Regions from separate parts of the Homo sapiens genome. Here all the other regions are linked to region 1. The links are chromatin contacts, found by Hi-C in ENCODE. All regions are on one chromosome and are shown on one strand. Each heading gives the region's core, a stretch centred on a gene start or an enhancer-like site at or near the end of the contact. The rest is flanking DNA. Distances are from core to core; before and after follow the strand shown. Region 1 holds the start of STK39 (serine/threonine kinase 39). Region 2 holds the start of PHOSPHO2-KLHL23 (PHOSPHO2-KLHL23 readthrough). Region 3 holds the start of BBS5 (Bardet-Biedl syndrome 5).

Evidence for each region. Hi-C counts contacts between places; a loop is a spot of excess contacts on that map. Pooled maps may share reads with other maps.
Region 2: a loop to region 1 is called in a map of OCI-LY7, with 5 times the contacts of the local background. The contact joins the promoter of PHOSPHO2-KLHL23 here to the promoter of STK39 in region 1. A Hi-C loop is called at or near these places in 2 of 168 maps with a recorded cell type or tissue (OCI-LY7 and naive thymus-derived CD4-positive, alpha-beta T cell) and 6 of 50 pooled maps.
Region 3: a loop to region 1 is called in a pooled map, with 10 times the contacts of the local background. The contact joins the promoter of BBS5 here to the promoter of STK39 in region 1. A Hi-C loop is called at or near these places in 4 of 50 pooled maps.

Annotation. Positions count from the first base shown.
Region 1 is chr2:168,245,854-168,249,118 of GRCh38, reverse strand. STK39 (serine/threonine kinase 39) reads left to right here and starts at 1,524. Exons shown (of 18, transcript NM_013233.3): 1 at 1,524-1,891. The coding sequence starts at 1,684. LOC107985959 (a long non-coding RNA gene) reads right to left here and starts at 1,158. Exons shown (of 5, transcript XR_007087282.1): 1 at 1,051-1,158. RefSeq lists silencers at 1,319-1,568, 1,779-1,828, 2,189-2,238, 2,329-2,418, 2,439-2,638.
Region 2 is chr2:169,692,886-169,696,150 of GRCh38, reverse strand. PHOSPHO2-KLHL23 (PHOSPHO2-KLHL23 readthrough) reads right to left here and starts at 1,682. Exons shown (of 5, transcript NR_144936.2): 1 at 1,529-1,682; 2 at 904-936. It overlaps CFAP210 (cilia and flagella associated protein 210), which reads left to right and starts at 1,746. Exons shown (of 9, transcript NM_001085447.2): 1 at 1,746-1,890. The coding sequence starts at 1,824. It overlaps PHOSPHO2 (phosphatase, orphan 2), which reads right to left and starts at 1,682. Exons shown (of 4, transcript NM_001008489.4): 1 at 1,529-1,682; 2 at 904-936. RefSeq lists a silencer at 1,374-1,653 and an enhancer at 1,784-1,963.
Region 3 is chr2:169,477,756-169,481,020 of GRCh38, reverse strand. BBS5 (Bardet-Biedl syndrome 5) reads right to left here and starts at 1,527. Exons shown (of 12, transcript NM_152384.3): 1 at 1,409-1,527. The coding sequence starts at 1,467. RefSeq lists enhancers at 1,254-1,593, 1,604-1,713.

The sequences.
Region 1 (3,265 bases), core at 275-2,774:
TTCTTTTCCTTTAAAAACAGTCCTTAAAAGTTCTTTGGGGTAGGGTGGAGGCAGCACTTGAAGAGGTCAGCAGCCATGGCTTGGTATAAAGAGCTCCCCTGTTCCTCAGAGGCCTAGAATTTGTTTATGAAGGGCTCTGTTTCTTGACAGACATGACAAGACACAGTTTTTGAAGTCCTCCGCATCAAAGAATGTACACTTAGTTCAGCATGAACTTCTGCTTCAAGACCAGAGCGAGGTAGCTGCTTTACTCCAACTTTTGTAATGCTCCAAGAGATTAAGTGCCCTCATCTTCAGTGGACATCAATGTTTTGATTAGACAACTAACTTTCCTAATAAATTTCTGGGCTTCTTCTGAATAATCTTTCAAAAATTTTAGTGAGATTTCTGTACATACACTCGGGAGACAAAATCATGATATCCCTAGAGTTTTTATTACATCCTCATTATTCTTACCTATTTCTTCAGCAGTCCTAGCAATGAGAACCAGACAAGATCATCTTGGCCAAACGACCAATACTATTGGTTTACTGCCCCGTTTCAGTTGGAGACAAGAACGGTGGATCCTGGTCACCTCCACGGAGGGAACACAGAGAACATTCACTGTTAAATATGACACCTATAATTAGGAAAACCTATGGTTTTACCATAGCAGTTTTACAGACGAGGTTATTTTTGGGGTGTTGAAAAAACAGCAATTAAAAGCTTCCAACACAGTTTATTCATGCCCCAATAAATTATTTCCCCACCAAGTATACGCTCTTAAAGAAACGCCTGATGTCTGGCCTCAGTGTCCTCACGGGCTAACGTGGCAATTATTAAGGGTGTAGAATTTGAGCAAACTTTCTAAACCTCTCCTGCATGTCTTATTCTAATTCCACAGCCCCTTAAATCGCCTCCCTGGGATCCAGGCGGCTTGGAAAAAATGAAGTCTGAACAGCCAGAGACCTAAGGAATCAAGTTTCATTTACTAAGAAAAACTAGAAGGACTGCGATTAGATTAGGCAAGGTGGGAAAGGGATACCGGCAAGTAAAGCGCCGGAAACTTACAACTTGGGTTATTTTCTAACTGGCGTCTTGCAAAGGGACACCATGTAGGTATCCCGCTCGTCAACTTGTAAATGAACTTCAGGTTCTCTTTGGTGGCAGGAGAATTCTGAATGTGAGAACCTGGCGGCCGTTCAACGACCCCGCCCTCGGGGTCCCCAGGGGGCGTCCTCCGGCAAGCCTGATCGTCTGGGGCCAAGGCGCAGGGCGAGCAGGGAGGGAGGAGGAGAACCAGGGCCGGTGGCCCCGAAAGCACACACAAAGCGGCCTGACTCCTTTGGTGGGAACTTCCCCGGCCGCCAGCGGAGCGGGAGCGGGAGGGGGCGGCGGAGAGGGGGGGCGGCGGTTCCCCTCGCCGAGGCGGAGAACAGCGCGCGCTAGGCTCTGGGCGCGCGGCGAGCGCAGCGGCCGCCGCCTCCTCCCTTCCCCGCCTCCGCCGGCGCTGCCTCCTCCCTCCGCCCAGCTCGGCCTCCCTTGCTCCCTCCCCTCCTAGCTGGCTTCGGCGGGGACGGCGGCGGCGGCGGCGGGCGGGGAGGGCGTGCGCCGGCCGAGAGGTGTCGGCGGCGAGGCAAAGGAAGTTTCAAGTGGAAGGTCGTCCGTCGGCCGGCGCGTCCTCCTGCTCTCCTCCGCAGCATCATGGCGGAGCCGAGCGGCTCGCCCGTGCACGTCCAGCTTCCCCAGCAGGCGGCCCCGGTGACAGCGGCGGCGGCGGCGGCCCCGGCGGCCGCGACAGCAGCGCCGGCCCCGGCAGCTCCCGCGGCCCCGGCCCCGGCCCCGGCCCCGGCGGCACAGGCTGTCGGCTGGCCCATCTGCAGGGACGCGTACGAGCTGCAGGAGGTTATCGGTCAGTGCGGCGGGCGCGGCGGGGCCGGCACAGGCCGGGCGCCGAGGCCGGGCGGGAGGGGGCGCGGGATGCTGGGCTAGCCTGCATGCACGCCCTGGAGGCAGAGAGGCCGGCTTCGGGGCCTACTGGCTTCAACAGTTTTTTTTTTTTTTTTTTTTTTTTTTTTAATTTTTAATGTATTTGTTCGTTCTATGAGCGTTGGTGCTGCAGGAGGCGGCGCGGCGGATGTGACTCGCACTGCAGACGAGCCGCATGCTGCAAACTTTTATCTCAGGGATCGCCGGGGCGGTGGAGCGGAGGACCAGGCGGCGCCGCCGCATCTTCCTCCCCCCGCGTGCCGGGACCGCAGCCCGTGGCCGGTGGCCACGCGGACAGGCAGCCGCGGGTGGGGTGTGGTTGCGGGGGCCCCGCCCTGGGTTTCCAGGGCCCCGGGGGCCGCGTCCTGGGGGACTCTGCGGGCGCAGCCGCTCCTCTGCCTCCCGTCGTGACCCTCTCGTCGTGGGTAACGGGGCCACGTAGAAGCCGCGGAGGCCCCAGTGCTTTTCTGAGGCCGGGGAGGATGCTGGCCTCTCTTCCTGACAGCCGCCACTCCACGCCCGCCTTGCAGCCCGGCTCTCCGCGCCACTCGGCGCGCCCGGGTACCCGCCTCCCTCCGTGCCAGGGTGCGCCGCCTGCCGCCCAGTCCGGCTCCCCGGGGAAAGCGGGTGCCCTGGCCTCCTGCCCTGCACCGGGCCGATGCTTCCCTCTGTTTCAGGCCGAGCTGCAAGAGTGAAATCCGAGGCTGCCGGTGATCTGCTCTCTGCCTTTCGTTGCCTTCTGGCCGGCTCACAAATATCACCTTATCTTACATTTTTAAATACCTGGCAGAGTCGCAGGGCTCGGCGTTACTTTTCCTTGGGCCAAGCACTTGAAGGGCCAGGAGATTTGTTTTGTCCCTTGACTTAGAACCTTCCCTATTGGATCATCCAGTTTGAGAGTCTTGTCACTTAGGGAAGCCTCCAGGTTAAGTGGGCCCTCAGCGTCTAACCTTACTGACGCAGGGATGGGATGTTGCCTTTCCAGAATCTTGGTATATAAGTACAGCGATGAAAAAGGAGTTCAGAATATTTATCTTAAGTATTTTTTCTAACTTTCACTTCAAAAAATTCTTCACCTCCTTTTAAAAAAATTAAAACAGATATAAAAATTTCACTAGGTGTTTAAATGAGCCTTTATCACCTGCTATTGGGGAATAAAACAGCATAGACGGAAATATATATATAAATATATACATAAAAATATGTGAGAAAATGTTGGGCAGGTCCGTAACCTAGGATATATACAAGCTTCAGATAACCTATAATAGGCATCTGTAGACAAAATTCTTTGAAAACC
Region 2 (3,265 bases), core at 433-2,932, 1.4 Mb before region 1:
TGAAGTCAAATTATATCTGACCACCATGTCAAATTGGCAAGTAACTGACATCAAATCATGAGATTCAATACTTTTGTAACCAATTTTGTTAAAATTCCAGAAAATTGTTGTTGGGAGACAATTTTCCCTGCGTCTCTGGTGGTTCTGCATGTCTTACTGACTGCCCTTTCCTCTAGACTATTGTCTCAAGGATGTTTGTACACTGGACAGCCTTGAGAAACATGCTTATTTGTCCAAATGATAAAGATCTGGGTTCCCTAAGCTCAGGGCTCCTTTCCTGTAATTCGACACACACTACATCTAGGTGACTTCTTGCCCACTTTGCATTATCCTGTGGGAACTGGGGCTTTAGGGAACTCAGGCGAAATTGCTGATTTACTGGCTACTGCTGGGAGTAATTCATTCCTGAAATGAATAGTCTTGTGTCTTCCATGAAACTGCCAGGCTAAGTTAGCCTGCAAACAGGGTAAAAATCTCTGTTCCTTCCCAGTTCTTGAAACTTTTTTTTTTTTTGAGACGGAGTCTCGCTCTGTCGCCCAGGCTGGAGTGCAGTGGCACGATGGTCGGCTCACTGCAAGCTCCGCCTCCCAGGTTCACGCCATTCTCCTGCCTCAGCCTCCAGAGTACCTGGAACTACAGGCGCCCGCCACCACGCCTGGCTAATTTTTTTGTATTTTTGCTAGAGACAGGGTTTCACCGTGTTAGCCAGGATGGTCTCGATCTCCTGACCTCGTGATCCGCCCGCCTCGGCCTCCCAAAGTGCTGGGATTACAGGCGTGAGCCACCGCGCCTGGCCCCCAGTTCTTGACACTTTTTAAGGTATAGTTCCAAAAACCTACCAGCGCTGTATGTGCACAAACTAATTTCTGTCTTCAAATATTTTCTTAATTATTCCATACTTACCAGCATTATTACGTGGAACATCTGATAGAAAACCTAAAGAAAAATAGCACGACTATGTGTTAGAACATTCGTTATTAAAAATCTTTTTGTTCTTTCATTTTGAGAGACTCCAATTTGGTGCATTATGTGTACACGTCAGAGCCAACTTGTTAGTAATGAAGTTATCTGTACATCAATGTGTTAGAAAAGCATCTTTTGAAACCAAACGCGCAGCTACTCCTAACAGATTTCTGTGGTCATGTATTTACCAAGAAATTTAAAATATCTCAAAGGTCCTAACGTAAATATTCTAAGCATATCATTACGTTTTAACATTCCTATTTTTAAAAAACTTGGCCCCATCTAGTCCTGACCATGCCTCAGAAACCAAAGGATTAAAAAAACAGCGTTTATGTCAGCGAATCCGCGGGTTTTTATAGTTAAGGGAGGGCTTTGCTCCTCACACTCCACCCGCGAGGAGATCTGCGGACGCACACACCACGCCTAGGCCTCGCGCGCTCACACACCTGCCGGCTCCACCCCGAGGGTAGGCATCGGACCCAATCGGGGGTCGTCCCCCATGGGGAGCGCGCAGGTGGGGATGGGAGTAGCAGGCAGGGCGGGGGCCCACGGGCTTCTCACTGACCCAGTCCCGCCGTCGGCAGCCGCCCCGGCGCCCGTGACGCTCCTGCGGGTTCAGTCCTTTGGCCTCGCCCCACGCCTGCCCTCTCGGCAGCCCCACTCACAAGCCCAGCTCGCAAGCGCAGGCGCCTCTCTTCTCTAGCCCGACCGCCAACTGCAGCACCTCCCTTGTTCCTCGGCTACGGCTGGCGTCACTTCCGGCGGCGTTGCCAAGCAACCGCGTGGTACGAGTAACAACTCCACCGGCTGGCGTCCGCGGCGCTTGGCGCCACAGTCACTTTTCCAGATCTAGGAGCATCATGGACACCTCGTCAGAGATGCTGGTACGGTTTGGACGGCGCTGTGGACGGGCGAAGGAAAGTACAGGTGAGCTAAACTGACCTATCCAGGGACAGGGATTGTTTCTGGACCCCCGGCATGGAGTGAGAGGCGAGGATGCCGAATGAGGGCTTCAGTTGCCTTTTGAAATGGACTCCACCAGGTCGAAAGCATCCTCAATAAGCATCTTTGGGCTCTGTGTGAAGTTAGGCCGTCTTGCCCTCAGGTGAATGGGTGAAGGAGGGAAACGGGGAGTGGAAGTGGGTGGGAGAATGTTTACAGAAATAGGGGTGGAGAAAAGATAGGAAATCAGAGACCCCCACCCCCAGCCCCAGCTGACCTAAAACTGCGCAGTTGCAGCTCTGAGAGTCTGGGTTTTGTTAAATTTCCCGCACGCTTAAAGTTTGTTATTCACTGATTGAATTGGAATATCTCTTGGAAATATAAGTCACCTCTTTAGAGGCTTGGCTCTTCTGCAAACCTGCTGATTGGTCTTTACTAAAAGTCTCTGAAGGAAATATCTCCATTTCCTCCTCTCTAAAGTAAATATAAGGTCTCTCTCTAAGTCAAATGCTTTTAGAGAGTTAAAAAAAAATCGTGTGACATAAAGTACTGTAATTCAGGTGACCTGTTATAACAATTTGATTTTGGAATAGAAATAGACTTCTAAAGAACTCTATCAATTCTAGCTACAACAGTTTCTTACGTCTGTAAATTAGCAATTAATGTTGTCATGGTGACAACTAGAACTTTGGCAATTTGAAGTATCTTCATGTCATTGCCCGAGCTTCTGTAGCAATAGTGCCCCCTGCACCAGATGCAGAGTGACAGCCAGTCATTCTTCACTAGTGGATATTTATGCAGTGGAGGTTTTATGAGGTTAGCAGCGGACTTTTGCCATGTAAAAGGAAAGAAACAGTACCAACATGGCCAGTTTTGGAAAAGCACAATTAGTCCCACACATTCACTTTCCTGCATATGCATTTCTGCACTACCTGGTTTAGATTTACCTAATAGTTGTTAAATAATGTTTTGTGGCAACTAGCTCAAAAGCTTCCACCTGAGCCTCACTGCTAAATTTTAATCTCCATTTTTAGGGGAAGGCTAAGTTGGAGAGAGGTTCAGAGATGTGTGCAGCTATTAGTAAAATAAATAATTTATAAAGATTTAGTGGGATGACATCAGCCAGAATGGTGAAATAGGATCTATGCCTGAAATCCTCTCCTCCATAAAATCAACAAGAACAGTGGCAAAAATCATCAATATCGACTTTTTCAGAACTCTGGAAATTAACCAAAGGCTTGCAACAATTTGTAGAGTGTTTACTAAAGAAAAACAGCTGGATTTTTGTAACAACAGCAAGGTTTTTGGCATTTTAACTTGCCATAGTCCTATACTTTTCTCCCAGCCCCGTGTCAGCCTA
Region 3 (3,265 bases), core at 278-2,777, 1.2 Mb before region 1:
CTTTTGTTTGGATTAAGAACCCTACAAGAAAGACAGAAAATGTCGCCGGGCGCAGTGGCTCACGCCTGTAATCCCAGCACTTTGGGAGGCCGAGGCGGGCGGATCACCTGAGGTCAGGAGTTCGAGACCAGCCTCAACATGGAGAAACCCCGTCTCTACTAAAAATACAAAATTAGCCAGGCGTGTTGGTGCGTGCCTGTAATCCCAGCTACTCTGGAGGCTGAGGCAGGAGAATTGCTTGAACCTGGGAGGCGGAGGTCGCAGTGAGCCGAGATCGCGTCATTGCACTCCAGCCTGGGCAACAAGAGCGAAACTCTGTCTCAAAAAAAAAAAAAAAAAAAAAAAAAAAAGAATGACAGAAAATGTCATAGAAAGTGCGCAATATGTTACTACAGTCCGTAATTTTACGAATTCCTTTCTCTTTCATCTTCTTAAAGGGTCTAACATGTTAGCATTAGATATCTAGCTATACTTAACCTGAGAAATTTATCAATATTTCATTTTTCCATCTAAGGAGGTGAGGTCCATGATAAGGAACGATTCCATCTAAGGAGGTGAGGTCCATGATAAGGAACGATTCCACCTAAGGAGGGGAGGTCCATGATAAGGAACGATAAGAAGTAGCTAAGAAGCTCCATGCCATTAATCCAGGAATCTTAGCTTTAGCGTTTCTCAACACTTAGTAACCCAACCGGCATTTCCCGCCCTGGATTTTGGAGTAGGAGGTTTCTAACCACTTTTTCTTTACGATACTTTCCAAAAACATGGTTTCTATTTAATGTATGATAATTTCCAAAAACAGGTTGCAAAAGAAGACTCCTTCTTGTTGGTGACTGATATGAATAACTAGATGAAAGCTTACCAAGGACATAAAGTTTGCGCGGTTAGTAATTTTTGACGACTGCCTTACTCCCACCTCCCTTATTTTACAGACATGAGGATTCTAGCTTGAATGATGAAGACATCTGCTCAAGGGCCCACACTGTGGGTCGATATTACACATCTACTTTTAGAACCCTAGTTTCCTGAGTCCCTGACCTACGTTCCTTCCATGAAACTGAAATCCCAAGCTCACGTGGGTGTATACGGGACGCTAAGCCCCGGGTGGCCCCGGTCGTGCTCAGGTTCACATTCCTGATCCGTCCCGCGGGCCAGGATGGGGGAACCGGAGGTCGCATGGGACCAAAACTGTGTAATGCCGATGCGCTCTTGCCGCGGCGCCGGCCTCGAGAGGGCCACAGTGGCCCAACCAGCCTGAGGTCTCTCGAGGCGCGGACGACCGGCGCAAGCCTCCCACCCTCACCAGGGCCGCGAGCTGCGGAGGTGCAGTCTCCGCCCGCGGGTCCCTAACGCGCACGGCGGCGCCCTCTACAGGGTTGAAGATCCCTCGGGAATCTTGGAAACTCACTGCGCGGACAGGTCGAAACGGACATCCCGATCCTCCCAAAGCGCATCCAGCACCGACATGGTGAACAAGGCCCGTGGCAGGATCTCTCCACAGCCGTGCAGGCCTAGCTGCGTCTCTCTGGCTCCAAGGCAACGGGCCGCCTCTGTCACGACGTCTACGGCGGGCGCCGAGACTCAAGCTTCCGCGAGAGTGCGCGCGCGTCGCCCAGCTCTTTCGCGTCGTTAAGCCGATTTGAGATGCGAGGCAGGATTTAGGAGTCTCTGAGAAGCCCAGCTGTGTCCGCCAAGGGGAGCGTGCCTGACCTCTGGGCGACCTTCCTTGCCTCCAAACAGACATCCTTTAGCCATTTTACCCCTCTCCTTATTTCTCTTCACCGTCAAGAGATTCAGGTTATTAGCCGGGCATGGTGGCTTCTGCCTGTAATCCCTGCAGTTTGGGAGGCCGAGGCTGGAGGATCACTTGAGGCCAGGAATTCGAGACTAGCCTGGGCAACATAGCGAAACTTCATCTCTACAAACACAAACAAACAAACAAAACCAACCCAAAATTAGCCAGGGGTGGTGGTGCACGCCTGCAGGCTCAACTACTCGGGAGGCTGAGGCGGGAGGATCTCTTGAACCCAAGAGGTGGAGGCTGCGGGGAGCTATGATCGTGCCTCTGCCCTCCAGCCTAGGTGATAGAGATATAGGATCAACAGGTTCGTATGCCTGCTGTGCAGTAACAAACCCATTACACGAAGACAGCAGAGTTTGCAGCAGGGAAAGAGTTTAATGATTGCAGGGCACCTAGCAAAGAGATGGGAAGAGATCCTCGAATCTATCTTCCCAAGAGTTCTGGGCTGAGGTTTTTAAGAGGATCACAGAGGGCGAGGGGCTGGAAAATTGGGGTCCTTGATTGGTCGGAGTAAGGGAGATGAAATCATCAGGATAGGGAAGCTGCATTCTTTGCTGAATCAGTTTCTCACGGGTTCCTCAGACCAGCTGGCATCAGTGGGATCCTTCAGGCCAGCTGAGGCAGTAGTTTCATTGGTATGCAGGATCTGAAAGACTATCTCAAAGGGAAAACTGAGTATTTCATAATGTTCAAGTTGTTCTCTATAGAGCAATAGAAGGGAACTATAATCTTGTGACAGGGTCTGCATGATTCTAGGACAATAGGCACCAAACAACTCTGAGCAAGCAGGTCAGAGAGGAAGCTGACCTCATGATTAATGCCGAATTGGCTGCAAGCTTGGTTTATTTTTGTCCCCTCCCCCACACTTTCTTCCCTGATTACTTTTATAAATTTTATTGGGATGGTTTTAGAATGAGGAAAAAAGAAATTTAGAGTTAAAGCTTCAAATTCCTTACCTGGGCCTAGCTCAATGTGGCCCTGCCTATGTCTGCAACCTCCAACCACCCTCACTTCTGGCTGCTCTCTTGCCAGACAGGGCTCAGAGACTTTGGAGGGCCCCCTTCCTTTGCCTGGAACACTGTTTCCCCAGACCTCTGCATAGGCCTGCCCTTTGTCACTTAAATCTCTGCTTGGGCTGGGCGCTGTGGCTCAGGCCTGTAATCCCAGCACTTTGGGAGGCCGAGGTGGGCGGATCACCTGAGGTCAGGAGTTCGAGACCAGCCTGGCCAACATGGTGAAACCCCATCTCTACTAAAAACCCCAAATTAGCTGGGCACGGTGGTGGACGCCTGTAATCCCAGCTACTCGGGAGCCTGAGGCAGGAGAATCACTTGAACCCGGGAGGCGGAGGTTGCAGTGAGCCGAGATCACACCATTGCACTCCAGCCTGGGCAACAAGAGCGAAACTCTGGCTCCAAAAAAAAGTCAAATCAAATCAAATCAAATCACATCTCAGCTCACATG